Linked DNA regions of Homo sapiens: all the other regions are linked to region 3. A link is a loop called in an ENCODE intact Hi-C map of the cell type or tissue named here. Cell type or tissue: endothelial cell of umbilical vein. All regions are shown on one strand. Each heading gives the region's core, and the rest is flanking DNA. Links, peaks and the distances in the headings are about the cores only.

What was found. Hi-C counts contacts between places; a loop is a spot of excess contacts. Peaks named below come from ENCODE experiments on the same cell type or tissue, not always from the same donor. Only the 100,000 strongest peaks of a DNase experiment are listed, where the experiment ranks them.
Region 1: it touches region 3 in a loop (7-fold over the local background); 12 of 110 quality-filtered maps call a loop at or near these places.
Region 2: it touches region 3 in a loop (12-fold over the local background); 3 of 110 quality-filtered maps call a loop at or near these places.

Annotation. Positions count from the first base shown.
Region 1 is chr5:106,870,883-106,881,134 of GRCh38, reverse strand. All of the region lies in intron 2 of LINC01950 (long intergenic non-protein coding RNA 1950), which reads left to right. Among named protein-coding and RNA genes, the nearest start is that of LINC01950, 140 kb to the left of the region's middle. In endothelial cell of umbilical vein, for the core only: a CTCF peak has its summit at 5,143 (motif pointing right); no DNase peak of the experiment used is centred there.
Region 2 is chr5:107,243,440-107,253,691 of GRCh38, reverse strand. No RefSeq gene overlaps it. Among named protein-coding and RNA genes, the nearest start is that of LINC01950, 240 kb to the right of the region's middle. In endothelial cell of umbilical vein, for the core only: a CTCF peak has its summit at 5,418 (motif pointing right); a DNase peak (open chromatin) is centred at 5,431.
Region 3 is chr5:106,263,306-106,273,557 of GRCh38, reverse strand. No RefSeq gene overlaps it. Among named protein-coding and RNA genes, the nearest start is that of LINC01950, 740 kb to the left of the region's middle. In endothelial cell of umbilical vein, for the core only: a CTCF peak has its summit at 4,105 (motif pointing left); no DNase peak of the experiment used is centred there.

The sequences.
Region 1 (10,252 bases), core at 1,031-9,030, 610 kb before region 3:
GCCTGGGTCAAAGAGCAAGATTCCATCTAAAAAAAAAAAAAAAGCATTGATGAAAGGTGATAATTTGATCAAAGTCCTGAAGAAAGGTAGGGGGGCAGCCAGGCAAGATGTGAAAGCCTCATGTTCCAGCACACTGAGTGATTCAGACACTGCACAGAGGCGAGTATGAGTGCACTGGAATAATGACGGGGAGAGTAGTGTGAGATGAGAGAATGCAGGTAAGGGTGGGTCAGGTTATGCAATACCTTGCAGGCTTGCAAGACTTTGAAGTAAAAGGAGGAGCTGTGCAGAGTTTTCAGCAAAGAGGAGTGACACTATATGACTCATGTTTTAACAGTTTTGCCTACTCTACAGATGGTATAGCTCATGAAATAGAGCTTTATTGCCTTATCATTTTCTTTTCCATACAACCTATTTCAGGTTCCTATATAACAGTCTGTGGTAAAGAAACAGCATCATGATCCACCTCATAGTTATGTAACTCATGGGCGGGGGAAGAGCTTATTGGGGCCTAAATATCTAGCTACCTATGTCCAAGAGATGCAACAGACAACTTTCCAGACTCTAAAGTTCTTCCATGTTTATGGAAAGAACAAGGCTAACTTGTCGTCTTTTTATATATAAAGAAATTGAGGTTTGGGGTATGAAGAAGAGTTTCTGACACTAAATCTGTATTTCTTCCAATTACAATATGCTGCCTCTCCATAGCTTTATAAAATAAGAAAATGATGATTTAGACTAAGCACCAACACATTTTATTTGGACAGGGCCACATAGTAAATATTTTGAGATTTGCAGTGCATACAGTATCTTTTACAAGCACTGGACTCCCTGTTACATTGCAAGAGAAACCATACACAATACATAAATGAATGGGCTCAGCTGTGTTACAATAACTCTTAATTTATAAAAACAGACAGTGTGGTGAGTAAAATCTGGCCTGTGGGCCATAGATTGCCAACCTTTGATTAAAATTATGCTGGTTGAGAGCAAAGGGGAGATTGTAAAACACAGTTGCCAGAAGTTATACTGATTCTTTTATGCTTAGTAGTTCCTGGGTGACATTGAACAGGAAAAAACTATGCAAATAAGAACATGAATATAATTAGATTTCGATTGCACCATATTCCTACATATAGCTCATCTGCTGCCTAACCAAGAATACCTTTGGGAGGAATTATAAGTTAGTTTGTCTTTTCTTACAAAATAGTAATTGAGAGAGTCCATCATAGGTAGATGAAAATTACATATTTGTTTCTCAGAAATTTGTAAATGATTTGCTACATTTCCCAAGGCATTCGTGGCTTAGAAATACAAGTTTAAGAAATAAATAAACATTTATAAAAATTGAAACTAAGCATTAAAGTTTTAATATTTCTGTGTTGCTACACCTAATAGCTTATATTAATACAGCATCTTTATTCTCTTACTTTCCATGCAATATATCTGTGAATTTTATATATACGTTATAAAATTTTTATTTGTATATTAAAATATATAATTTATATATAATAAATAATATATTTATATATATTATATATAAATAAATGTTATATAATATTATATATGTATTTCCTAACCCTACTTCCAGATAGGAAAACTGAGCCATGATAAGGATTAATAAATGCCTAAAAAATAAGTCAATAACAGGTCTGAGTCAAGAATTCTAATCTCCTGGTACCCAGATTAATGTGGTTTACATTTTCTCTAAATCAATATATGTGTAGGCCCAAACAAGTCTCCTAAAGCAATCAAATAGGAATCCTAGGGTATGCCAGTTTCAGACAAGAATAATAATTTGCATGTGTGCATTTGAAATGAGGACATATCTACACTTTTCTAAAGCTGAAAACCTATCTTTGTGAAACTCACATTTAGCACAGATGTTTCACATACCTTATTATTACTGGTTAGCATATTTAAGTAGTAAACAAGTTTGTCAGATATTTTCCTTGGCTAAATAACTTTAATAGGGAAGATTGTCACTAAAAGAGATGACGAAAAGTCCGCAGTGGCCTTCTACCTCACATCCAAATGCAGGTAGGATATTTGCTAGTTATTACTTAAATCTTTGCTGATAATCACTGACAAAATGACACAAGAAAGCCACTCACTAGAAATATGCTTTGGCTAGCTCCTGATAAGAGGGTTTATTTGAGTCAAGATATATTATCTATAATCACATATATCTGTTTTAAAAATGTTTATAACATTTTTGAAGGCTTGAATTGGAAGAAAAAGGTTAGTTGGCTTTTTACTTGTTAACCTAAAAATAAAAAAGCAACATGAAATCCCAACTACATATGTTATGACAGACACATGAACGACTGATTCAGGTTTCTGTATCAAAACAAATTTTGCTTAGGTAAAAGAGGTCTTATGGATACAAAATTTAGATTTAAAAAATTGGAAGCAGCATTTAGGCTTTTTCTAATAAATATATCTTTCAACTTGTCATGAAAAAAGGTTGAAAATATGTAGTTTATTTCAGACCTGTAATGGACACATAAAGGAAACAGAGAACCTCTGCAGGTATCCTGGATAGTTTTGAGAACTATGTGTTGCATTTCATATATTGGAAAAATGTTTTCTACTTGAGTAGAGTTGTGTGTATTACCTTATTAAATAATATCTAGTAATCTTAATGTCAAGATACAAAAAAAAGTATTAAAGTATTTGTTATTATCATGTTGAATACTAAAGATTAATCAGTAAGTATTTGATTAACTGGTTATATAAACATTTAAATATAGGTCACACCCACACAGACACATATGTACACACACACACACATTCTGTTGTATCTTTAACTCACACATTATTGCATATATATGGGTAAATTAAAGGTGCATTCTAAAAAATGTCGTAGCCATATGAGAAAGCTTGAATTATATACAGAAAATGTTACATTATAATCTAATGGAGTATCCATTTATGATAACGTCCAATGGTAGTATCCATTTCAAGCTCTGACTTTGAGAAGGAAATACATTTTCCCTAAAGAGAAAACTTTCAAATTAGTCTTCTTTCATCATAGCTTATGGAATGCTGAACTTGGCAGAGGAAAAGCAAAGAATCAGACACAAGATGTTGAACAGCCCGATTTGAAAGTTAGAAATTTGCAGTTGTGTATAGTCACTTATATTCAAGTAATACAAGAAGCTAAGGTTTTTATCAAGCATAGTAAAGGGACCATTTGGTAAAACTCCATGCTTAACACCCTGGTTTTGACCAAATTAATATGTCAAAACAGAGAACTTTAGGGTCATAGAAATTAACAACCTGAAATAAGAAACAAAAATCTTGGTGTAAGGCAACAATATTTTAGAATGCTAAACAGAGAACTGGATTGATTAAAAAAAACTGATGCAAACAAAGCTTTGTTAGCCAAGAGAACATAGAAATGTATTTTAGGACTCATGGTATAGTAATCGTAATTCGTGTATGTAAGCCTTTATGATAAAAACGTACATTGCTCTCATTAGGGAGATATGATCAATATTTTTGAATAAGTCTTTTTGTTAATTTTATAACATCCAATATGAAACAAGCCACTTGGTATTGTTAAGTACTTCAAACTGTACAGATTCTCTTGAGAACCAAATAAATATATTTTAAAGGAATTAAAGCTCAGTGTCTGATATAAAATACATATAATTAGAGAGAAGATAACCTTACATAAAATTGAATAATACAGCCAGAAATTATAATACTTATAATGTTTTTTATTGTTAGAAGGGCCTTGGTGTGGAGGCTCATGTCTGTAATCCCAGCACTTTGGGAGGCCAAGGCAGGAGGATTGCTTGAGGCCAGGAGTTCAAGAGCAGGCTGGCCAACATGGTGAAACCACATCTCTACTAAAAATACAAAAATTAGCCAGGCATGGCGGCACGTGCCTGTAATCCCAGCCACTCAGCTGACTGAGGCACGATAATTGCTTGAACTCAGGAGGCAGAGGTTGCAGTGAGCAGAGATCGTGCTGCTGCACTCCAGCTTGGGCCACAGAGCAAGATTCTGTCTCAAAAAAAAAAAAAAAAAAAAAAAGAAAAAAGAAAATCTACATGCTAATTTGACAAAGCTTCAGAATGTCCATAGTTGTCCTAAAAAAAAAAATTGTTAGAAGGGACCTTTATATTTTAAAAATGCAATGGTCATGTGTAAGGGAAATGTCTGTGCTTTAGTCAGGAGTAGGCTGAGGTGGCCTTCCAGCAGCATAACTCAGCGGGTTTGGAGCGCAGGCACCACAACTCCCCACGTTATGTAACCACGCCATGTGAGGCACATTACCTAACCACACCACGTGAGGAGCATTAGGTAATCACCAACATGAGCTTGTGCTTGGCCCAGAGCCACTACTGTCGGTAAAAGGTATAATTATGCTGCTAATGCTGTACATACAGCATGCTTGTGCCCATGGCTTGCCTGCATCCAGGCTCATTTGTGCCCAGAGAGTAAAAGCCATGTTGAAACTGTCTACGATTCCTCAAGTGTTTTTCCAGCTACCCACCACTGGCCCACCAACTCCCCTCAGACCTCAGTTAGAACCTGACAGTTGGCAACATGAACAGGATCTCAAGCTGTGCTGCTTGGATGGGCTATGGTGGAAACCTGGGTGGTGGTAAATGGGTCCCCGGCAAGCATGAAGGCGCTGGTGCAGCTGGAAGCACAGAGCACTGAGAAGGAGCGAGCCTTTGTCGGCAGAGTTGGATGGGTGTTTTTGAATGCACTATGAGAGGTATACACTCAGTCCCTGAGGGATGCAGCCCAGGTAAGGGACCTTCAGGCACAGGCGGGACGCCTGGAGACCTGGCTACAGAACTTGGAAAAGGAATTAGAGGCTGCAGTGAATGCAGGCCTGGGTCCGCCATCTTGGCCTGAGACCCCCCACTCAGTCTGAGACTGAGGAGGATGAACCCCCGTTGTGGGCTGGCCCAGTGGTCCATCAGAAAGTAGATCATGAACAGCCGTTGGGCCCCAAGGGCAGGCTCAGGGACTCCCCCACCATAACGCAACACACTTTATATATTGCCCATACCCCAACTGAGTTGTAGGAATTAGGCAAACAGTGCCGCCAGCATCCAGGGGAACCTCTGTCCGCCTGGACAGCCACGTGGACTGTGTGGAATGACGCTGGTGAAATACCAGAAACTGTCAGTAGATGGCAGTCGTATACAGATTTGGTGCAAGTCATTCGGGAGATGGGCATGCGGCAGGCTATGTTTGACCTGAATATCTGGGGGCCAGATGATGAACGTTTCACCTTCCACATGACGGATCTCCTGTTGGGTTCTGCGTCCCCAAGTGCTTTCAGCTCCCTAGCTGCTGTCCTCGCCCTGTACGTAGGGTGCTGCATACATGAAGTGACCACTGCTATGGCGGCTCTCGGGGAAGCAGCAGACCATCACTGGGACCGCGCCCTAAAGAAGGAGAAGCTGCCCCACCCACAGGAGACTCCCCCCAGAGGAGAAAACGGAGCCCCAGTGAGTGACATGCTCACAGATGTAGATAGATTTGATTTTGGCTGGGGCTGACTGAGAGAAAATTGATCAGCAGCCCAATGAAGTACTCTGACTTTGTGGAGACAGTTGTCTCTGGAGCAGCAATTCCAGAAAATGCCCAGTGGGGAGAAAGACATTGCTGCGCGAGCTAGTCCCGCCCAGGTGCTTCAGCTCAAAGACTACTTGTAGCCAGATGGAAATGTTTTTTCTGTTTGATTAGGGAACTGGTCGAGGTGCCTGGCTTGAGAGAACACCAGACAACCAAAGGCCACATGTGGAATTAGCAATCCACTGGTCCCCCACCAATGTACAGCGGCGGGTGCTGGTGCAGGTGGATATTGGCAAAGATTGCAGCCTTGTTTACGGGAACCCGGATAAGTTTCTGGGCAAGGTTGCATAGACAGCTCTGAAGGCCAGTCAGTGAAAGTGAAACCTGTATCTCGCACCTAGGCATTGGCCGTTTGGCTCCCCACTTATGCACTGTGCATGTCTCTCCCATACCTGAATACATCCTGGGGGTGGATATTTTGGACGGCTTGGCAGCTGTGCCGTTTATCATGGACTTGATGGACCGCTTGACAGAACTGGGCCAGTACCAGTGTGTGGTGGACTTGGCTAATGCATTATTTTCTGGAGAGCCAGGAACAGTTTGCCTTCATGGGAGGGCACAAATGGACTTTCACAGTGTTGCTGCAGGGCCATATGCATAGCCCCATCATACTTCATGGTCTTGTTAATGATCTTATGTTAACCCATGGCCAACTCCTGGAATACAATGTGGCAAGCTTTGGACAAAGGATTCTGCAAGACCCATGGTGCACCTGCCCCCTGACTGGCTTGTAGCATCTATGATGGGTGGGGATGGCTAGTGGGGGAACAGGTAGTACCCCCGGCCCAGGCACTGTGGTGCATAGAGGAGCACTACGGTAACACCCCTGTGGGATAGGTACCTACCACGGCCTGTGTAAACAAAACACGTGTCATCACACTGAAGGTATGGTGGAACAAGCAGCCCCACCGAGGTTGGGCCTCGATGGATTTGGTGCCCTCTGGGGGTTTATGGGTCTGTGGGGACACAGGGTAGCCTTACCTACCAGCGGACTGGACTGGACATTGTACTTGGGGGTGGCCTTATGTACTTGTCACTGTTCTTCCCACATTGCCCAGACACCTACATAACTGAGAGATGCCACACTCTTGGTTTCTGTGAATGCAAGGAGCCCTATGGTGTTTCTACCCCTTGGCAGTGACTATCCCTGGAGCTGGTGTCATAACTGTAGGAGCACAGGTTACTTCTCTTGTAGAGCACACCGCTTAGGCTCTGAATTATACCTGAGTGGCCCTCCACCTATTAATGGGTGAGGTTGATCAGATGAGAAAGGAGGTACTGCAAAACGAAATGGCCTTAGACATAGTAACTGCTGCACAAGGAAGTACCTGTGCCCTTTTAGGAACACAATGTTGTACCTTTATCCCTGACAATCAGCAGAACACAACAGCCCTGCGAGGGCTCCTATGGGAGATTAAGGCAGTCTAGAGCCTTACTGACAACCACCTGCAGAGATGGTGGGCATCTCTAGGCTCTGGCCTACACTGGGCCCTAATAATCATAAGTAGCATAGCTGGGATCCTAGTAGTGAGCTGTTGCTCTCTGTATTGTTGTTGTGGGTTATGAATTCAGGGCTCTGCCCTGTGGGCACGTGTTCCTGCCCAGAGGATTCCCTTGGCCTAGGGGGTGGAGTGAAAAGGAAATGGCTGTGTGTTAGTCAGGAGTAGGCCGAGCTGGCCTTCTGGCACAGCATGACTCAGTGGGTTTGGAGCACAGGTGCACAACTCCGCAAGTTACATAACCACGCCACGTGAGGTACATTATGTAATCACGCCATGTGAGGGGCATTAGGTGATCACCCACGTGAGCTCGTGCTTGGCTCAGAGCCACTATTGTCTGTAAAAGGTATAATTATCCTGCTAACGCTGTACATACAGCTTGCTCACACCCACCGCTTGCCTGCTCCCAGGCTCGCTTATGCCCAGAGAGAGAGAGTAAAAGCCATATCGAAACTGTCTACGATTCCTCGAGTGTTTTTCCAGCAACCCCATAATCACCCACCAACTCTTCTCGAACCTCAGTTAGAACCTGACATCATGCCTACAAATGACACAATATTAAAAACAAGCAAACAAAAAATCTCTCTCAACTACTGAGTCAAAAAGACAAAGTAGAACACAGTAATACACACTGATAAACAAAAAGTTACAACTATGAAAGATAAGTAGAAGACAGGTGGATAGATTCATACACATGCAAATTTAGAGAGAGACAAATATAAATAAAAGCAACCAGGAAATACAAATGTGATACGGTCAATGTTGTAGGAGGCTATCACAGATCAATAAAAAATTAACGCTTAAATATAGCTTTAAAAGTATATATTTTAAAGAACAAGATAAGAATCAGATATTTGGCTCTATTTAAAATGTTTAGAAGTAGAACAAAGTGCCAAAAGAAAACAGAAACCATCTGCTGCTTCTGACCTGTTTCTTTCCTCCTACCTGCCATGGACACAGCTCAGTTTTGAACAATTTTTTTCTTTTTGTACTTTCTTTGCCCCTGAAGAAAACCTAGAGCTCCCTGGAGAGCTCCAGTCACCGGAGGACAAAACTTCCCTATTTTGCTTAGCTTTGCTTTCTTTTTATTCACAGTTGAATGTGAAGTCATTGAGTACATTTAAAACAGATCCCTCTACATTTTAGGTAAATAGAGAAACAGGCTTTCTTGGAAGTGTTGTTGCCAAGACAGGGGCAACCCAGAGACAGGGGTTTAGTTTCTGGGTGGGGGTGGAATCAGGAATCTATGTTAGCTGTGTCCTGAATACTTGGGAAAATGTCTCGAGAAGACTGTCTTGGTCTTCTTGGATAGAAGTCTTCTATATTGGATAGAAGACTATCTTCCATTTTTTGAAAATTGTGCAAAAATAGTGATCTAAGATGGTTAACTTGCAGCTTAGGCTACAAAGATTTGAATTTAATCAAGGCTTATTTCTGTAAAACGAAATTAGAGATACACTGCTTTATTTTGACACATCATTTGCTACCTTTAAGAGGGAGAATAATGATGGAGTTACTGGGTTCCTGTTATTTTTTAGTTTGGCTTTCTTTAAGAGTTCAAGTTATACTCTGACCCACATAATTTCTGAAATTCCTTGGGGAGTTTGGTGAACGTGAGTTAAATTATTGATTATTTTGTTATTTTACTTCATATTCAACTTCAAAAGTAGGCTTCTACAGCTAAATTACTGGAAATACCATTTGGGTATTAACATCTGCTGGATTTTAGAAGTTTAGTCAGCCTAATTTACATCCTCTGAGTGTTTAAATGCATGTTTTAACATATCTCACTTTTATGTGTATTACATATTTCCTCAAGTATTAAAGTAAAATATAATCATTGAATAAAATTTGAAAAATAGCAAACACTATCAAGCAAAATCAACCATAGTCCAATGTCAACATATTATATATATATATATATATATATATATAAAATGCCAGGCATAATAAAAGGTGCATTATAAATAGGACATAAAAGTCAATTAAATTATATCATAGAGAAGTACACTTTGGATCAAGCTTTTAAAAATTATGATTGTATTACATCTATCTTTCCATGTTAAATTTTCTATTATACAGCCATTTCACAAATTATTAAGCCAGCATTCTATTATTTGGTATTGATATACGGTATTTTCTAATTATTTTTTACAAGTGATGGTTCATTTCAAGAAGTGGGATTATTGAATCAAATGCTATGGTTTTCTATATTTCTTAATAATTAACTAGTAATCTAGATAGCGTGATGAAAACAAGTTTCAGAGCTTCACAGACTTAGATTCAAAAGTAGGAAACTCCAATTTTAAGCTTTCTGCTTCCACTAAAAAATAATTTTTAAAATCAAGATGTTGAAATTGTACATCAGAAGAAGCCTGTTAATAGAATATAATTAAATAACATATTGAATTTAAATATGTCTACTTTAGATCAGGCACGGTAGCTTGCCCCTATAATCCCAGCACTTTGAGAGCCCAAGGAGGGAGGATTCCTAGAAGACCAGAGTTCAAGCTTACAGTGAGCTGATTGTGACACTGCACTCCAGCCTGGGCAACAGAGGAAGACCCTGTCTCTAGGGGGAAAAGAAAAGAAAAAGAAAGTCTATATATCTGTTTATTTTAAACCTACTAAAGTATTTAGTAGAGAACCTGGCACATAGTATATTCTGAAATGATAAATATTTTTTACTTCAAAAGGCCTTATAACTGTCATATTTGTTCCAAACATTACTTTATTATTTGCAGTTTATTTTTGTACATGGTAATTTTGACATCAAGACGTTTATATTATTATGGAACAAAATCTACTTTTCTTTTTGTATTATTCCCATTTTCTTTTACGTTTAGAAAGTTATTCCCCAAATTGAAGTCAGAAAATAGATCAGCTATATATTTTTTAATTGTGTGTCTTAATTTTTTTTTACAAGGAAAAGTATTATAAACAAGGTGAAGAGTAGAGAACTGAGTGACTAATTTTCTCGAATATTACCTAATTGGATAATAACTATAGATTCCATTGCATTCTCTATTTGAATAAAAAAAACTAGATGTCTGAGCAAATTCAACTGCACAGGAATAGACTCACACTAGATCAAAGCTTATTAGGTTTTGCATATTGAATTAGGGCTCCTGATGATAACCTTGACC
Region 2 (10,252 bases), core at 763-8,762, 980 kb before region 3:
ACCATAAAGGGGCTGGCACAAGATAGCTGGCAGCCCATGGCCCTCCTATTAGCAAGGATAAGATTTGAATGGAGGATTTTATTTTTTCCCCTGGTCAGCATCTTCAAAGTCGAACGGAGACTGGCATAGAATACTTCTGTTGGCTTTTGAAAGGTGGATTGCTCAGTCCCTGAACTCAGAATGCGTGCGTATGTGTTGGCATCAGGGACTCCAGGGCAGTAAAGCAGGCTTGAGTAGGAAACACAAACATGCTGTGGTTCATAAACAGAGCCTCACCATCAAGAGGAGGAGGAAGTTTCAGTTGGTTGGTGGCCCATAAAAACACTGGAATTCCATACATGCTATGCACTTGTTCAACCGCCTAAATTGCCAACATATCACTGCTTTTCATTGCCCCTAAATTAATCCTTCTGTTCCTCTACCTTGCAAAGTACTTACTGAGCCTTCAATACCACTTTAAAATTTTTATTATAATTGCAACTCAACTGTCTTTCATTTTTCCTTATGATTTGTTCTCTGTGTTGAAGAACCTCTGGATAATTGAAGAGATGAGTGGATGGCAGTTGCATTAATCTGCACTTGGTTACTGGTATTTACATTGGATGTCATGGACTCCATCCTCCAGTGTTCAAGATAAATGATGGCTGACAAGAGAATTTGCTTCCTTTAGACTTGTATGGGGCCTTGCTCTGACAAGAGATGTCAGAGAAGACTTGAAGAGCAGAACTCCAGATTTAGCTTTCTGAAACTTCTCAGCTTGGGCTTGAATTAAAATCAGAAAAATAAAACACACCTTTTTTGAGCATTGCCAAGACTAGAGGTGCAAACTCTCAGCCTTTGGCCCTGATCTGGTCCACAAAGTGGGTTTTGTTCATCCTGAACACATATATCTCACCATGTGGCTAGCTTTTTCTTTCAGATGGCTTAATTGCTATCACTTAAAAACTTAAATGTTGGGAGAATCACATGAAAATCTTGATTTCCAGCTCTTAGAGAATTTGTAAGGCCTGGCAATTCAGGACTTATATTCTTGTGTGCAAACACGTGCATGGGGCTTACTAACTACTGGTCCTTTTAGATAGGGCAAATTCACCACAGGCTCCAAGGCACTGAGGCCAGTGTCAATTGCCACTCATTGTATTTGCAATTTTGCTTTCTTAGCAAATAGCAGCGTTAGGAACCTTTAACATTGTGCCCTTGTCATCTTGCTTCCTTTGCCTACTATAGTTACCTGCTTGATGCCTTAGGATGTTTGCGTTTGTGTTGCCAGCCTTCAACTCGATGTGAGGCACAGGAATGTCAGTCAGAAAGCGAGAGTGTCCCCTCATCAAGGAACTCAGGCAATAGAACTCAGGCAATAGAGCCTGTTGGATTTATTTTGTGTGGTTTGTTTTTGTAAAATTCTGGTGTTTGAATACTTGTGGTGTCAGGAGTAATGACTATGGTAGATGCAAAAGAGAAACTTTGTTATTCCTGTTAGACATAAGTGATTCCAGTGGCAGTAATGCACTAGGGTTCGGGGAGAGTCTGAGCGGTCACAGGGCTGTGGAAAGCTTAAGTATAATGAACTGTGAATTCTTTGAAGAAGAAAACAAGCTCTTCATATCCTTCCCTATGTTGGAAATTACAAAAGAAAACGCAGGCTTGAACCCTACCGCCTTTTGAGACTGCATCAAAGAAGGAAATGTGAGAGCCATTATGTATTGTCTTGGAGCTCACTGGAGGACAGACTTCCCAGCTGAGTTCTCCGTGAGTTTGTGGGAAGAGTACCATGGATGGAAGATCTGTTGAAAAATTCATTCATTTTATTATGTGCTCCTCGAATTTGGGGCATTCTATGTCCATCCAGTCTCTTTGTAGGAAGAGGCACATCAAAGGGAAACCACACAAAATATCCTGAGTGCTTAATAAATATTTCTAGATGAATTTGTAGGATACCGTTTGTTTGTTTTGAACAAGGAAATCTGGGGCACAAGTAATTGGTTCCTGGCTTTCTAATGATTGGCTCTCCAGGAAGATATTGCCATTTGAAATTACTTAACATTTCTCCCCCAATATAAATGCTTAAGGCAAGAACTAGATTTTTTACCTAGCAAATAGCAATGTAAATGTCAAAGAACATATTCCAAAGCATTACACTTACAGCTCTTAAAATGGCATCTTAGAATGGTATTAATCACTGTCAGTTTTGTGTACAACATTTCATCAATTAAATAGCAAGAGGACCTGTCCTTTCATGGAAAGCAAATAACACATATGGATTTCCTCTTAGCAATTAGCTGAACATTCTGCATTTCCTTCTTGCTTGCAAAAAGGGTTTGGACTGAAACCATCAACATGTTTGTGTTCTTCATTGGTAAAGCAAAGCAGATGTGTAACAGCTTTCGGTAGAATCCAGATTCGTTTATAAAGTACCTTTTGAAACATCTTGATGTGGAAGCATTTCTGCATTGTTAGATCTTTTAGGATTGGATAGAAAGTGATACTCCATGAAAGTTCTGAAGTGCTTTAAACTTTGTCACATCTTGAATGGAGGTTTTCAAAACTGTGTCACTATGTGTATGTAGAGGAGAGTTTAAAACTTTCAAGCTTAATGTGAAAAATTTGTTTCCAGCAGGGACTAGTTTCAACTAGGTCTATGGATTTATAAAATGATGAGGCAATTTTATGCAGCAAAGACCAAGGATAGAAATGCAGTTTACATAAATGGCAATGGATTAGCACTTAAACCACTCTTCATGTATGTTTAAACAATCTTCCATGACCCTCAGAAATCTCCTTTTATAAACTTCATCATTTATCTGGGATTACAAGGGCAATGTTTTGACAACACTGTAGATTTACATGTAACTCGTCATTTGTTTATCATTTATTTGAGATGATTAGTGCCTGAACTTCAAATGCCTGGAATGTGTATTACACTCGTTTACATTTTTGGTAGACTATAGTCTTTTCAATGTACTTTTTAGGCCTGAGGACAGCTTGGTGACTTTAATGATCTTTCTAGTATCAGTCCCATCTAAGCCTGAAGAAAGCTGATGATTTATAACTTTTCAGCAAAGTTCAGTTTTAGTGATAATCCATCAAAGTCCTTAGTATTCTTCTCAGACTCTTGTCTCTCAGACCTAGTCCAACAAGATGTATTGGTCTCTGAAAATTGGCCCTCAGGGCCATGTAGTCTTCTAGAAACTCAGGAATGCAGCACCAGTTATAGGTTTTCCCAAATCTGTAGATGTAAGTGAACAAATAGTAATGTGGATACCAATAAAGCAAGAGAATATCTGCATTGGTAAAATACATACACACTGTATACCCTAGGCAAGTTATAATTATCATCCTCCAATATTGTCTATGCATCTAAAATAGCTTTTGCATTCATTCATATTTCCAATGATATAAATATGCCTGTTACCAACTACTTGTTATGATTTTTCCCCATTTAGGACCATCTTAAATTGATTTTTTGGCTTAAAATCAGAAAGAGATGTCCAGAGGAAGTCATTGAAAATAAATTCTATTTGCAGAACATGAAATTGTTGTGGTTGTGTGGTAGGTGAATGATTGTACACTTTAGAAATGGAAAGTTTAACAAGGTAGAGAATTTGTATTTGTGTTCAACAGAATTCCTTTGAGCGCTGGCTGTTGTGAGAGAAGCATTCTGAGCAGAAGACAAACTCTGCTCCTTTGGGGGCTGCAGATGGTGTGCACATTCACCTGTCAGTAGCCCTGGGTGTGTAAGCCATACCAGATGGAAAGGGAGAGAGAGAGAAGCAAGGCAGGAAGTGAGCATGGAGAAGTAAGAGGCAGCATCTGTGTGAGAGAGAACTGGCTTGAATAAGAAATGGCCAGAAATAATTTTTAGAAAGATTTCTGTGAAGCTTTGTGTAAATTCTCCATATTATCCATTAAAAGCAATTCACAATCAAGACCTACATAATACTTCAGGCCTTCTGTGGTCAGATTGCTGTTTAATTGAATGCAATGCTGTATAAAGACTGGTCCAGGTGACAGTCAGCTATATTTGGAATAAGTATGGGGAGGCACATGTGGGATTTTTGGATTCAAATTATTACCCTAGACCTAAACTAAAAGTGTACCTTCAGTATGATCATCTATGTTTTGGAATTATATGAAAATTAGTATTATGAAGTTTATACTGCATGTTTATTTCAACTGAAGAAACAGGGCATTATGAAATTTTGTAAAATATAAACATAGAGGAGTGTTCCTTGTATTATGTACATATGTGTCCATAGGATATATCTACAGTAGGGCAGTAGGGAAGGATAGATGTAGAAGTTTGGCAGAGATTTACGGGTAAGCCATATAATTCTAGAAACTGAATCAAAAACAGGAGGAACTGACCAGTATCAATGTTCACACACAATGTCCAAGGCAGAACTTAGAGTCAACAGTTAGATGGTTGATTAACCAAGAAGAAGAGCTGACTGAATGAACTCAATCTTTTATCTCCTATGATATCAAGCCTCTGGATGATATCACCTATTATAGTAAGAAGGTCATGAGACATCAATAAGGAAACAATAAGTCAGAAGGAGTTAAGGTCATGAGGATAGAGCAATGAGTTGCTGGGGGACAACTGAAGATGAGACAAGGGAGGGAGGCAGAAAAAACTATTTAATTGTATTGTGTGTAAGTCAGATCACCCCTTATGTCATTGGTTCTTGACCAGACTATGACTGGTTAAGGTTTGCTTTTAAAGACAAGGCTCTCAGGTGAGATAGAGCTAAGGTAGTCCTTGTGATGGTAATAATTTCTTATTATAGGGAAAATAGTAGCTGCATCTGTCTTGCTGGGGAACATTTCTCTGGTTGGGTAGATCTTATCCTATCAGTTTGTATCCTGTAGCATCATATTGGTTTGTTTGAGTTTAATGGTTGAGGGTCAACAGAGGAAGCCTTAAAAATTTCCTTGTGAACAAATGGGCTGAAAATTGATTTTTAACAGACTCCACGGATACCCATTTACTGAGGAAATTGGAATTGTTCTTGGAAAGGGAGAAGAGGTCAGTGACAGCCATGTTTAGGCTTGTTCAGTGGTTTTGCCTTACTTCACTGGACGAGAACAAATCTCTGGGGACTTGGCTGTAACTGTGGGACTGGAGTTAAGCAGACTTTGAGTCCAAGGGTAGAGGCCAGCTTGCCTAGAAACTGGAGAAATTAGTAGGAAATTTTATGCCAGGGACTGGAATAAAGGTCTCGAAAAGCAGTTAGAAATGCCACTGAAATGGAACAAAGATAAATAGCCTCAGGGCAGGGAAGTGCCACCAACGAAGTGGGGGTCTACAGGCGTTCAGGTCATTCATGGATTCTAACTCATCAGGAACTGCCATGGAGAATAGCTTATAGTTTTGAATTGGCAACTATGAATTAAGGAGAGGTGCAGCTGCAACGGTGGTCCATCCACTAGGGGGCAGTAGATTGAAGCATGGTCAATCAGAACTTGAGGCCGATTTACTATTTATAGGCAACGTTCTGGATTTTATTTCCAAACCAAGTAACCATCATGATTTTTGGAAGAGGAAAAAGAGGAAACTCTAGCAAACCTTCAGGCACACAAACAACTAAAACCTGAGGTGATGGTATGATTTCGGCGGCTCGAGTGATTTGAGTATGCTTCAGTTTCATGAAATCTGACCCCTCAAAAAAATAAGGTCTCCAGGTTGCAAACCCTGAAGAAGCTGGTTATAATCAAGTTGGAGATTTTACTCTATTATTTTTTTCAAAAGTGGCGTGCTGATCATAAGCAAAGTTGCTTTGATTCTCTGGCCTCCTCCTCGATTTCTCCATGTTTTGCAGACCTTAGGACACTAGGCTGCTCAGGAATTTTGGGGGGCAAGAGACAATCCCACATTTGTTTTAGTTGTTTTAGCAAGGGATTTCTAGGGGTTGTCAGCCCCTTGAGGGAAAGAATTAAGTGAATACCACTTTTCCCTAATATCATCAGAGACAGAGACTGGTATCATGTCAGAAATATGATGAGTTTTGCTCCTGGACTTTCCAAGGGGAGCTTCAAGAGTCATAGTGACTGAGATGAATCATCCTCAGCTCAGTAAGGATGGGAAGAAAACTGAGTGTGAGGCACCATAGTATGAGTAGGAGCAGGGCATGGGAAGCACGTACAGAGATGATGCTATTCTTTGTGGAATATTACCAAGGTGCTGTCACCATACGGTATAGCTAACACTTATTTTGCACCTGCCATGTGTCAGGCATTGTACTAAATGCCTAAACAGAATGATTTGTTCAATCCATACAATAATCTCAGGGTGAGATATTATCATTATTGCATTTTATAAGTGAGAAAACTGACGCCCCAAGCAGTTGGATTCCCACGGTAGGACTGGGTAACAAAGCTTGGCACCTGAGTTTTAATTTTACCTATGCTATTCTGCTTCAAAAATGAGGCAGATGATTTTATTCACCAGGGGTTTAGGGGACAGAGTACCAGATATGATAATTATGAGAAAGGCAGTTGTAAATTTGGGGGTGAGAGAAATACATCATATAAAATATTTAGAAAGTATTTTTTTTTGTTAAATGCTGTGTATCCCCTATCCCTGACACCCCCATACTTTATTTTTAAGAAATTATAAGTAAAGATCTATATTGTTCTTTAAGATTTCTGGAGTTGAACTTTTATATCTTTGAATTCAACACTGTGTCAAAAATGGTTCATGAGGGTGAACAGTTATATTTGGTTATAATAGTTATAATTCTGAATACATTTTATCATTAGCTGTGCATTTGTTATTTCTTCTTGACTTTTACATAAGATCTTTCTTCAAAGTTACTAAAGCTCTTTAAACGGTGGAAATTCAGAATAACGAAGACTGCGGCATGGTGAGGTATCTTCACTATGGTGTAGTGGTTATAAGCACAGACTGTGGTGTTGAGCTGTTTTGGACAGTTTCTCATCTTAAGAGTTGTGCTAACTCAGGGAAATCACAAGAATCCTGAGCCTCAGAATATCTTCTATAAAAAAGGGAAAATCTTTATTTACTAGGGTTTTTGAGAGTTTTAAATGAGATGACTGTAAAATACTTGTCAAAATGCGTGACAACATAATAAGAATATAATGTGACATATTGTTATTGTTATTATTATTAGCACTTCTATTTTCTGGTTGCTAGTATCAGCTTCACTCTGAATTGCATAATACATCAAGATAGACTGGATACCAAGTAATTTGACTATAGTAGCCTTCTATTGATAGCTATTAACTGTCTTGGGCTTATAGATAACTCTTCTTTTTTGAAATAAGTTTTTCTCCTGGATTCTAATGTTGCTCCTAAAATACTGGCCACTTCTGTTTGTCTTTATTTCTAATGTCTGTTCCTCTTTTCATTCTCTTACTATTGAAGTATCCCAAGGCCTAGAGCTTGGAACTCTCATCTTCTTTATTTTATCTGTACTCACTCCCTTGGGATATCAACCTCACATTTACATTGACCACTCCCAAATATATATCTCCAAACCAGAACCCAATTGTAGATTCATATGTTCAATTGCCTATTAACACTCTCACTTAGATGCCTAATAGACGTATTAAACAAATTATGCTAAAAACTGAACAGTTGCTTTTTTCTTCTAAAACTTTCTCTACTCACAGATTTCCCTATCTTCAGTTGCTCAAAAAGCAAAAAGAAAAACCACAGCAAGTAACAAAAAAACCGCTGGAAAACCTGAAATCATTCTTGGTTCTTCTTTTCCCTCATATGCCACATCCTTTCCACTGGAAAATCCTGTTCGCTTCATCTTCAAAGGATTCCCAGAATCTTATCATTTCTCCCTGCTCGCTCTGCTACCATCCTGGTCCAAGCTACTGTCATCTCTCATCTTCGTTCTTCCAGCTGCCCCCTAAGTGGTGTTACTGCCCCCACTTTTGCCCCCTTCAGTCTATTCCCAACACAGCACTCAGGGTGATCCACTTAAAGCATAACTTAGATCCTGTCACACCTCCGTTCACATCCAGTGGCCCCCATCTCACTCAGACCAAAGCCAGTTTTTTTGTTTGTTTGTTTGTTTGTTTTAATTGCCTACAAAATTCTGCACAATCTTGGCCACTTTCCCCCATACTTTTTTTTTTTTTTTTTTTTTTTTTTTTGAGATGGAGTCTTGCTTTGTTGCTCAGGCTGGAACGCAGTGGCGTGATCTCGGCTCACTGCAACCTCCACTTCCTGGGTTCAACGGATTCTCCTGCCTCAGCCTCCCATGTAGCTGGGACTACAGGCACGTGCCACCATGCCCGGCTAATTTTTGTGTTTTTAGTAGAGACGGGGTTTCGCCATGTTGGCCAGGCTGGTCTGGAACTCCTGACCTCAGGTGAGCCACCGCGCCTGGCCCCCATACTTTTTTGACTTCTCTCATTGTTCACTCTTTCTCCATTTCGCTGCCTTCCTGGCTTTTCCTTGAGTATATCAGGCACACTCCTTTCTCAGGTCATTTGCACTGGCTTTTCTCTCTTCCTTGATTACTTTGCTTTTAAATATTCATAGCATTCACCGTTTCACTTTAAAGTATTTGAGCATCCTTTTTACAATTGTAGCCCCTTATATTATCTTCCTACATTGAGTTAAACTGGACTAATTTGAAGGAATTATTTTTCTGCAGAGTAATTGTCACTTATTAATACACTCTATATTTTATTATTTATTCTGTCTATTGTCTGCATCCACAACTTGAGTATTTAAGCTCCATTAGAACAGCAATTTTGCTGTTATGGCCACTGCTATCCTCCCTGTGCTAGAATAGTGTCTAGTTTGGTAAATCGTAAAAACTGCCTGTGACTGATGTGATTAAACACTTGTTGAATAAATGAATGATTTATTTATTCTTTATGATTTAGACTTGGTGTTTTTGGTACTTTACTGTACCATTTACTGGAATCTTGGGGGAGCTTTAGTCAATGGGTATGACTGCAAGCTGTGAATGAATGTCAGTGCATTTACAAGACTAATTTTAAATATTTGGTACGTATATGCATATACAGTACATACATAGGTCTTGGCCTCTGCCATCCTAAATGTTCAGGGTAACATTTCCTTCTGGGATGTGTAGTTAGGGAAATCAGTTTGGTTCTTATACCCCACCTTCCACCAAAAAATAATGGAGAATGCATCAACAAAGGTAAGAAATAGAAATGCATTTGTTTTTCTTCTCTTTGGTAATTGTAATTATTTTCTTTTCCTTTTCACTTGTGACACCACTAGTATTGCAAACCACAGAACTCAACACTGAAATATTTCTGCTATTTGGAATTCAGGCAATAGCGGCCTTCACCACCTTCTCTTTTCTCACTAACAAGTGAAGGAGCTATTATATTATATGCATGGACTGTCCAATGAGCAAAGGCCAGGTGTTGCTCTGAGTGACAGCCTTCCGGTTTGCAAAAACTGTAACTCTGGTTATTCAATTGAGTGATTGTGTGGCTGTATGTCACTCAACTTTCAGAATACTTCTCTCAACTTCCATTGTATTGGCTGCATTCTAAAGTTGATGCTGCAAGGAGAGGGTAGGGTGAGGTAGACAGCACTGACAGTTGAAGCATCTGCAAGCTGGGGCACATCTCCTGCTGCAGTGTGTATCTTTGGCTAATAGTGGTATCATTCCTCTTTTTCCTTTTTAAATAAGTGACAGGTAGTTGGAATTTGTGCTTTTGTTCTTCTATAAAAGGAAAAGTAGTCTCATGAAGTCTGTCTGAGTAGGATTCATCTAGTCTTAAAATTCTTCAATAATATTCCTTATATTAACTAGTTGAATGGAAATAATAAAACTGACTTTGCTAACCTGATTGCATCTGTTATCTTACAGAGTGTAGTTAACAGGCATGCGTGGCTGATGTGGCAGCAGTTGGTCTCATTTAATGTTACTGAGTGTCAAGACTGCCACAATGATGAGCTTGGAAATGAAGTGGTCTGGTTAATTGGCCACAGGTAATAGTCAACGGACTGCTGTGTGTCTTTTTTTTTTTAGCAGCATTTCACAGAGCTGTTTTTTTTTTTTTTCAAGTTTCCATGATGTTAAGTGAAAATATCTACATTGCCATTGACTCGGGTAGTAGTATAGCTGCTTTCGTTAGTTTAATAATCTCTTAAAATTGGAAAGACTTATCATTTGATATGGTTAGGATGTTTCATTCCCTTCAAATGTCCCCTCACATCATTCCCTCATGTTGCAGTGTCATCCCCAATGTTGGAGGTGGGGCCTGGTGACAGGTGTTTGGGTTATAG
Region 3 (10,252 bases), core at 768-8,767:
TGCTCTGTCATACAGTTTGGAGTACAGTGATGCCATCATAGTGCACTGTAGCTTTGTGGGCTTGAGCCTGAGCTCAAGTGATCCTCCTGCTCCAGCCTCCTGAGTAGATAGACTATAGGTGTGCACTATACCTCCTGGCTAATTTTTTATAGTTTTTGTAGAGATAGGGTTTTGCTATGTGCCTAGGCTGGTTCTGAACTCCTGGGTCCAAGTCACCTTCCCACCTTGGCCTCCCAAAGTGTTGGGATTACAGGCGTGAGGTACTATGCCCAGATGCTACATTCTTACCAATGCATTCTTACCAATAATACCCATACTCTCTTGGCTATTTTAATTTATGCCTATGGATATGCAATGGTTAAACTGCCCTCACCTCATTACAGCAACCACTTCTTAGTTAATCTCCATTGTTTTGTTTTGTTTTTTTTTTGAGATAGAGTTTCACTCTTGTTGCCCAGACTGAAGTGCAATGGCATGATCTCGGCTTACCACAACCTCTGCCTCCCTCATTCAAGCAATTCTCCTTCCTCAGCCTCCTGAATAGCTGGGATTATAGGCATGGCCACCATGCCCAGCTAATTTTGTATTTTCAGTAGAGACGAGGTTTCTCCATGTTGGTCAGGCTGGTCTCGAACTCCTGACCTCAGATGATCCACCCACCTTGGCCTCCCAAAGTGCTGGGATTACAGGCATCAGCCACTGCGCCTGGCCAATCTCCACTTCTAATCCTGCTTTAGGTAGTATCAATTCAGAAATGACCCTCCATCTCTGACAGTTTTTTTTTTTTTCCCCATAATCTTTCAGCAGAAACTCAACTTTGCAAAAGTTGTTTTCTTTTTCTCATGAGTTGAGTAGCATGCCCTGGTTCCCTTTTTCTCTCTTTTAGGTGCATTCCACAGTTCTTACTTGAGAGTTACCATGTTTGACTGTTGGCTGATTTTTGATAGTCTTTAGCTGATTAAGCTTTTATAGTGAATATTCCACCAAGATTTGGCTGAGACTTTTAAAGCTGTATACCAGGATCCATGACTAGGTAACAGTGTACATGTGTCTCCAAGATTGAGGTAGCCTGGTCCTCTGATATGATCAAGTTTCACACTGAATTTGGGCTCTGATGGTCTCAGTGAGTCATTTAATGTCAGATTTACTATTTATTTCTTAGAATATGATGTTCTGATCATACTTGGGTGTCCTCGTGAATCTTGGCTTCACACGCTCTGATGTTTGTGATTGTCTGCATTTGTCTTTCTGTTTATGTGTTATGCATTGCCTCTGAAGAGGCATATATAGGGAGGGGCTGATAAGCCTACATTGAACAGACCCTGGGGGCTGAGGAGTTGAGAGAGTGTCTTTAGTCAGGCGCCATATGGAAAAGTTTGTTTCAGGTCACCTTTATGAAACCATGTTAGGACTCTCCACTGTGTGAAACCTCTTTGTTTAGCTCAGCGTTTTGTCAGAGCTTTCTAGTGCTGTCCCCTTTTTTTTTTTTTTTTTTCTAAACTAGATTCTGTAGATGGAAAGTTATACAAGCTTCATTTTTTATTAATTGTATATTTCTCATGGGGTTATCTTACTCTCACTCATGGGGCCTGCCCCAACTCACTGGGTGGGAAACTCACCTTTATTACTTATATATAAAACTATGCTAATTTATTTGTTTATCTTTCTAATTGTCACAATCTAACCAAAGACAAATTGGAATCATTGTGGCCCTTTTGTGGGAATTCCCTATTGTGGGAATTTTTCATATGTACAAGATTGTTCATTTAATAGGAGCCTTGGTATAGAAAGAAAGAAAAATTACAATTAAAAAATGTGTTTGCTTTCTTTAACTGTTAGGATAAAGCTTCTAAAGACAATTCTAATGTAATTCTAAAGACCCTAACACTGGTTCTCTGAAAGACTTCCAGCAAAGGTGTGGTGGGTTGCGTTGTGTCCCCCAAAAAGATATATTTAAGTCTTGCCAATGGATGCCTGTAAATGTGTTCTTTTTTTGGAAATAGGGAAGTTAAGGTGAGGGTATGCTGTGCCCTCAATCCAATGACTGATGTGATCTTAATGGAAGGAGAGTGAGATTTAAATACAGAGACAGAGAGGAGAAACACAGAGAAAAAATGACCCCATGGAGACAAAGACAAAAATTGGAGTAACGGGATGGCAAAGCCAAGCAATGCCAAGGACTGTCAGCAACCACTGGGAGTCAGAGAAAAAAGGAAAAAAAAATCCCTATACCTCCCAGAGGTGCAACGTGGCTCTGCAGATACCTTCACTTCAGAATTCTAGCCTCCAGAACTTTGAGAAATTTCTGTTGTTTTAAGCTGCACAGTGTGTGGTAATTTCTTATGGATGCGATAGGAGACAAATACAAAAGCTAAGTGAAAAATGCGAAAAGCTTGAGACTGCTTCTCTGGGGGATGCTTCTCAATCCTACTCCAGTCTCCTCGCCTTCATCCAACTCTTACTCTGCCCCACTTTTCAGCTTCTCCCTCTTCTTCGTCCCCACTCCCAAGGCCAGGCTATGTCCCCAAAGACCCTTGGCTTTTTCCTCTTTCAACTACACCTAAAAAACCCAGGCAACTTTGATTTATTTCACATTTGTCTAAAGACAAACTGTTTTTCACCATTTCTTTCCATTTCTCTCTGTTTTTGCCTCTCACTTAGAAGATTTTAAAGGTAAATTGATCAGGAAAAAGCAATTTTTTTGTTGTTATATGCACACTCTAGGAATATCTAGTTCAGATAAACAGCTAAAAATGTCTAAAGAAAATGAAGAAAAAGTTAATTAACTGTGATTATTTTGCTTTAAGAAATGTGAACAAGTAAGTTTAAATAATGGCTTTGTAACTGCAGTTATAAGATAAGAAGAAAAGGCCTTGATTCAAGATAAAAGGGCAGCTTTCAAACGTGATTTAAATTTTGTTTATGAAGGCAAGGTTTGTAAATTGTATTTTTTAAAGTTTATGTAATATTTTTGATAAAAATGTGTAACTTTGCATTAATTGAAATGAGTTTGTAATTTTGTTTTAAAGATAACTCTATGGCTTCCCTGTGGTTTTCGTAGATATCATATTCTCCTTTAAATAAAATTAAATGTACAGTTTTCATAATTCAAACTTTCTACATAAATTATGTTTTCTAAAACCATTGTATAATTGAAAGCCAGAAAAACCTTCTTTTATGGCAGCTTGCTTTATTGCCCTTCATAGATAGTGTGGTTTTTACAAATCAAAGATTTGTGGCAACTCTACATCAAGCAAGTGTATCAGTAATATTTTTCCAACAGTATGTGCTGACTGCTTGTCTCTATATCACATTTTGATAATTCCAAAATATCTCACATGTTTCCATTAGTATTGTATCTGTTATGGTGATCTGTGATCAGGGATCTTTGATGTCACTATTGTAATTGTTTTGGGGTGCCACCAATAGCACTCATACTAGATAAATATGTGTGTGTTCTGACTGCTCCACAAGCCAGCCATATCTCCGTCTCTCTCTCGTTCTCCATGGTCATCCTTATTTCTTGAGACACAACAATATTGAAATCAGGCCAGTTAATAATCCTACCATGACCTGTAAGTATTCAAGTGAAAGGAAGAGTTGCATGTTTCTCAATTTAAATCAAAAGCTAGAAATGATTGAGTTTAGTAGGGAAAGTATGTTGAAAGCTGAGATAGAACAAAAGCTAGGTCTCTTCTAAGAAATAGCCAAGTTGTAACTGCAAAGAAAAAGTTCCTGAAGGAAATTGTTAGTCCAGTGAACACACAAATGATCAAAATGCAAAATAGCTTTGTTACTTATATGGAGAAAGTTTTAATGGCCTGCATGAAAGATTAAACCAGCCATCACACTCCCTGACGCCACAGCCTAACCCAGCACAAGTTCCTAACTCTCTTCAATTCTATGAAGGCTAAGAGAGTCAGGAAGCCACAGAAGAAAAGTTTGAAGCTAGCAGAAGTTGGTTCCTGAGGTTTAAGGAAAGACACCATCTCTGGAACATAAAAGTGTAAGGTGAAGCAGCAAGTGCTGACATCCAAGCTGTAGTAAGTTATCCAGAAGATCTATTAATAGCTAAGATAATTGAGGATGAGCATAAATAGATGTTCAGTGCAGATGAAACTGCCCTCTAGTGGAAGAAGATGCCATCTAAGACTTTCCAAAACTAAAGGAAGTCATTGCCTGGCTTCAAAGCTTCAAAGGACAGGCTGACTTGTTAGGAGCTAACGCAGCTGGTGACCTCAAGTTGAATCTGATGCTCATCTATCATATCTATATATGCTATATCTGTTCTGTGTGCTATATGGAACAGCAAAGCCTGGATGACAGCACATCTGTTTATAGCATGGTTTACTGAATATTTTAAGCCCACGCTTGAGAACTATACTCAGAAAAAAATATTTCTTTCAAAATATCACATTTCATTGACAATATATTTGGTCACTCAAGAGCTCTGATGGAAATATACGAAAAAAATGTTGTTTTCATGACTGCTAACACATCTATTCTTCAGCCCCTGGATCAAGAAGAATTTTAATTTTCAAGTCTTATTTAAAAAATACATTTCTTAAGGCTATTACTGCCATTGAAAGTGATGCCTCTGGTGGGTCTGAGAAAGCAAATGGAAAAGCTTCTGGAAAGGATTCACCATTCTAGATGCCATTAAAAACATTCCAAATTATGTGAGGAGGTCAACCTATCAACATTAACAGGAGTGTGGAAGAAGTTGATTCCCACCATCGTAGATAATTTTGCGGGGTTTAATACTCCAGTGGAGGGAGTAACTGCAGATGTAGTGGAAATAGCAAGAGCACTAGAATTAGAAATTGAGGCTGAAGATGTGAAGATGTGACTGAACTGCTGTCATCTCACGGCAAAACTTAAATGGATAAGAAGTTGCTTCTTATGGATGAGCAAAGAAAGTAGTTTCTTGAGATGGAATCTACTCTTGGTGAGAATGCTATGAACATTGTTGAAATGACAACTAAGGATTTAGAGTATTACATTGTGATGGTTAATGGTGAGTGCCAACTTGATTGGATTGAAGTATGCAAAGTATTGTTCCTGGATGTGTCTACGAGGGTGTTGCCAAAGGAGATTAACATTTGAGTCAGTGGGCTGGGGAAGGCAGACCCCACCCTTAATCTGGTGGGCACAATCTAATCAGCTCCCAGTGAATATGAAGCAGGCAGAAAAACATGAAGAGGTGAGACTGGCCTAGCCTCCCAGCCTACATCTTTCTCCCATGCTGGATGCTTCCTGCCCTCAAACATCAGACTCCAAGTTCTTCAGTGTGGAGACTCGGACTGGCTCTCCTTGATCCTCAGCTTGCAGACAGCCTATTGTGGGACCTTGTGATTGTGTAAGTTAATACTTAATAAACTCATATATATATGTGATATATAGATAGATATATATGTGATATATAGATATATATGTGATATATAGATAGATATATATGTGATATATATATAGATATAGATATATAGAGAGAGATATCATATATATATATATATCCTATTAATTCTGTCCCTCTAGGGAACCTTGACTAATTCATACACAAACTTCATTGATAAAGCAATGGCAGGGTTGCAGAGGATTGACTCCAATTTTGAAAGAAATTCTGCTCTGGGTAAAAGGCTATCAAACGGCACTGAACTACAGAGAAATCGTTCATGATAGAAATAGTCCATTGATGGGGCAAATGTCATTGTTGTCTTATTTTTAGAAATTGCCACAGCTGCCCCTGTCTTCAGTGACCATCATCTTAATCAGTTAGCAGCCATCAACAACAAGGCAAGACTCTCTACCAGCAAAAAGATTTCAATACCTGAAGGCTCAGAAGATTGTTATGATTTTTTAGCAACAAAGTATTTTAAAATTAAGGCATATATATACATTGTTTCGTAGGCATAATACTATTTGCACACTTAATAAACTACACTACAGTGCAAACAAAACTTCTATACAGACTTGAAAAAAAACAAAACAAAAAAATGTGGCTTGCTTTTTTATGATCTTGGCTTACTGTGGAGTTCTGGAACCAAACTCTAAAGTATGCCTGCATTTAACGAAATTATATGATAATGATGATGATGTCATCTTAATTTTTTATTAAAAACTTTATTATGCTATAATTAATGTACAATACATAGCACATATTTAAAGAATGTAATTTGAAATGTCTGCATATATGTATATATTCATGAAACCATCACAAACTCAAAATAAACAAGTTCATCATTTACAGAAGTTTCTTATTCCCCATGGTAACATCTTCCGACCTCTTAATATTCTACCTCTGTCTCCAGGAAACCACTGGTCTGCTATCTGTCACTATAGATTAGTTTGTGTTTTTCATAATTTTATAAAAATGAGATTATATATTATGTACCATGTTTTTGTTTGGATTTTATCACTCAGCATAATTATGTTGAGATTCATCTATGTTACAGTATGTATCTATAGTTTATTTCTTTCTATTGCCAGAGTTTATCATTATATGGATATACCCTAGTTTACATAATAGTTTTTAATGGCAAAGGTTAACTCTTTCAGGTGTCTTTAGTAGCTTTTCCTTTAAACTGATAACTGAATATCTGATGTGTTTTGAATATCCTCTCCAATTCTAGATTCTGCCTTATTACAAACTGACATTATTAAATATTTCAAAGGACTTACACAATACAGTGTTTAATCAATCATTAATTATGAGCAGCCTTTTCTCAATATCCTTTTAAATAACCTTTGCTTGATCTAAAACCTAGAGACTTAATTTTCTGGACATAACACCAGAAAAAGATTGTTTTGAACCCTCATGGATAGGACCTTATGTGGTACTGTTAACAACCAGTACATCACTGAAAATCCAAAGGTTTCATGTTTAGGTTCATGCCTCTCAATTATAATTAAGAAAAATATACCTTACTCAAATCACTGTCCCCCAAAACTTTCCTTATCAGATACCACAAGCTGAGAGTTCTTAAGCCCCCTATACAAACATACACACACACACACACACACACACACACACACACACACATACACACACATTCCTTCACTTAAGCAGTCTTTGGAAGGTGCTAACTCCACCTAAGTACTTTGCACTAAGTAGATGACTGCCTGAGATGCTGGGAGCTTCCACCACAGAACAGAATAAAGAACAGAATAATGACGATTAAACCTGTGGTTGTCATGCTTTAATCTTCATTATTCTGTTCTAGGTATCCTTTCCTTTGGCTTTGATATTCCTTCCTACTGGCTTACAGCTACTTTTAACTATGTTACTTAGTTCCCTCAATTTTTAATACTGTTTTTTACATTATTAGTCACTCATTGGTATGAGTCAAACACCTACCTACAATTTGCTCATGAGCTAGCTAAAATGTGCAAAAAACCTGAATATTGAATTTTCTTTGAAAGACAAACAACTTTCTTTTGTACCAATGTTTTGTAATAGAGCCATTGGCTTCCTAAGCATTTGCACCCAACTGTTAAGAAACTTTTTAGCTGACAAACATCACAATAGACCAGAAAACCAGAAATCTAAAACCCTATCATGTTGTGCATTTCTTCACTGAGATGATGCTCAGGAAACATTTGTGGCATTTACCTTTTATAATCGTACTTTCATAGATACATAATTTGAAGAAGTCCTGGGGAACAAATGACATATGTTCAAAGGTTGTCTTACTTTTACATGCTTTACCATAAATGTGTGTTAGATAGGCTCAGGCCTCAGTTTATTTGGTTGAAATATACCTGATGTTTATGGTTTCTGTACAGAAAACACAGTCACTGCATGTCAAACAACACTTGACAAATAACCCTGCAGCATTTTAATTCTATTTGGCAAGCTCATAGTTGCATTTTGGCCACAAATGAATCACTGAGTGACCCCTAATGATTGGTACTAAGTTTCCAGCACAGACAACTATTGGTTATTACTGACTTATGAGACGAGATCGGGTATCGCCACAAAATCACACTGGTTTGCAGGAGAGTCCATGACATCGCTTGAAATTTGTTTTGGCTTTTCTTTCATACCCTCTTTTATTCATGCCCTTCTCTCTCCCTCAGCGCCTAGTGACCACTGATGTGTCTCTCTCCTTATATATTTACTTGTTCCAGAATGACACATAAATGGAATCATGCAATATGTCATCTTCTTTTGCCTGACATAATGCATTTGAAATCCATCTATGTTGTGTCTGTATTGGTAGTCTGTCCTTTTCTGTTGCTAAGTATTTCTTATTATGAATGTACCATGTTGGATCCTCTAATTTGAAAACTCTAGCTTTTCTTTAGCTCTGAGACAAATTCTTTTGATTTTAATTTTATTATTTCCTTCTTCCCTTTTTTCTGGTCTCTTTATAGTACTCTAGTCTGATAGCAGACATCCTACTTTATGCTTTTATCTTTCCTTTATGTCAGTTGACTTTTAGTTTATTTGTTCTGTATTTCGGGAAACTTCTTTGAACCTTATATGTCTGTGTTATTGGTGTGTGTATGTGTATGTGTATAATTTGGGAAATTATATTTTTAATTCTTAAAAACTTCTTTTCTGATTTCAGTGTAATATTTTTAATTTGTCTTGTTCAAGATACTACTTTCAAAGCTTTTTAATTTCTTTTATCCATAAAATAGATTTCTCCAAGATCAGTTGTTTTCTTTACCTTGTTCTCCTTTTTGCTTAATTTTTTTCTCAAATATTTGGCAAATCTTTCTTTTTTTTCCAGCCATAGTTAAGAATGAAAGCCTAGTTTAATTATTATAATAGTCAATGCAGTTTTCTTTACCTCTGTTTACAATATATATGGAAGCAGCACTTTCTTTGTAGATGTCTCTCCGTGATGGGTATTTCTTGAATATGGGGTACACGAATACAAAAGAGGACCCAATGTGCCACATTAAACAACTCAGGTCTGCTCAGGAATATTAGCTAATTCTATTAGAGAAGAGCTCTCAGTTTAATATCTGGGTATAGATTCTGGGTTGCCAAGTGCTCTGCATGTATCAGAAGGCAGAAAATGTGATAGCTGAGGTAGCTTTTCCACAGATAGTGCTTCCAGTTAACATTCTTCCTTTATTACCAGCTGGTCCTAATCTTTGTATATATGCCTGACAATTTATGCGGTCTTTTTTGGGAAGACTTATTCCATCTCTGCTCCAGTATTTTCCTTTTTGACTTCCAGAAAATAAGTTCCTTGTTTTTGATGTATCAATGTGTACTTCCAGTCCCCAAGAAATCTTTCAAAATGTCTTCTCAATGAGATCTCTGATTTCCCATTCTCAACAACCTAGGTTTATTCTCTTTTCATCTATTTCAGCTTCATTCTTCGAAAGCTCAAACATTTATAAAATTAGATTTCTGACAGAAAGTAAAGGAAGTGTATGCTGTCATACTGAAATATTTATTCAGCTTCAATTTTGTCACAAAAATTTGTAGTTCAGTTACTCTAACTAGATATAAACCGTATACTTTATACCTCTTTTACCACATGGTTACTAACAAATATATATAAACTATTTTCTCTATATTTATATGTTTATACACTATATATATGTATAAGGTATACATATATAAACACTATTTTCAAATTTTATTTTGATTGGTAGAATATTATGGCTTGTTTAGATTTAGTTAAAGTCATGTGTACAGCAGAAACAATTCATATGTTTAGCTTTTAACTAAATGTATATCAGCATTTATTATGATTTTTATGTTTAACTTTTAACTAAATTTATATCAGTATTTATTATGGTGTTAAATGTTTCACCTTGGACAGAATGAACTTCCAAAAGCATTACTTAGATTCCATGAATGGCAGAAACAAAATCAAATCATCTTGAAATGAAATTATTTTATGTTTGTAGCATCTGCTGACAGTGATGAAAACATGACATCATTTAATTGTTAGTAAAGTTCTTTTTCTGCTAAAGGAATTAATGCATTAACACCTGTTGCTTCACTTTTCAATTCTGAACAGGAAAATGTGAGATTAAACTAAATAATATTGTTAGAATAGTGAAACTGAAAATTCATGCTTTAGAGAAAGCTATATATAAACTCTCTCTGCAGATTTATGTATTAAAATGTTTACTTCAAGTATATTATTCTCAAAATAATTCTAAACTTCTGAAGTAGATGCTAATGTGTCTTCAGCAGATCTGTCTATTCCAGTTCTCATGTTCAGTGACATTACTATGGCCTCCATGGGGTTGGTAAATATTGACAAATAATTGATTCAAGTAA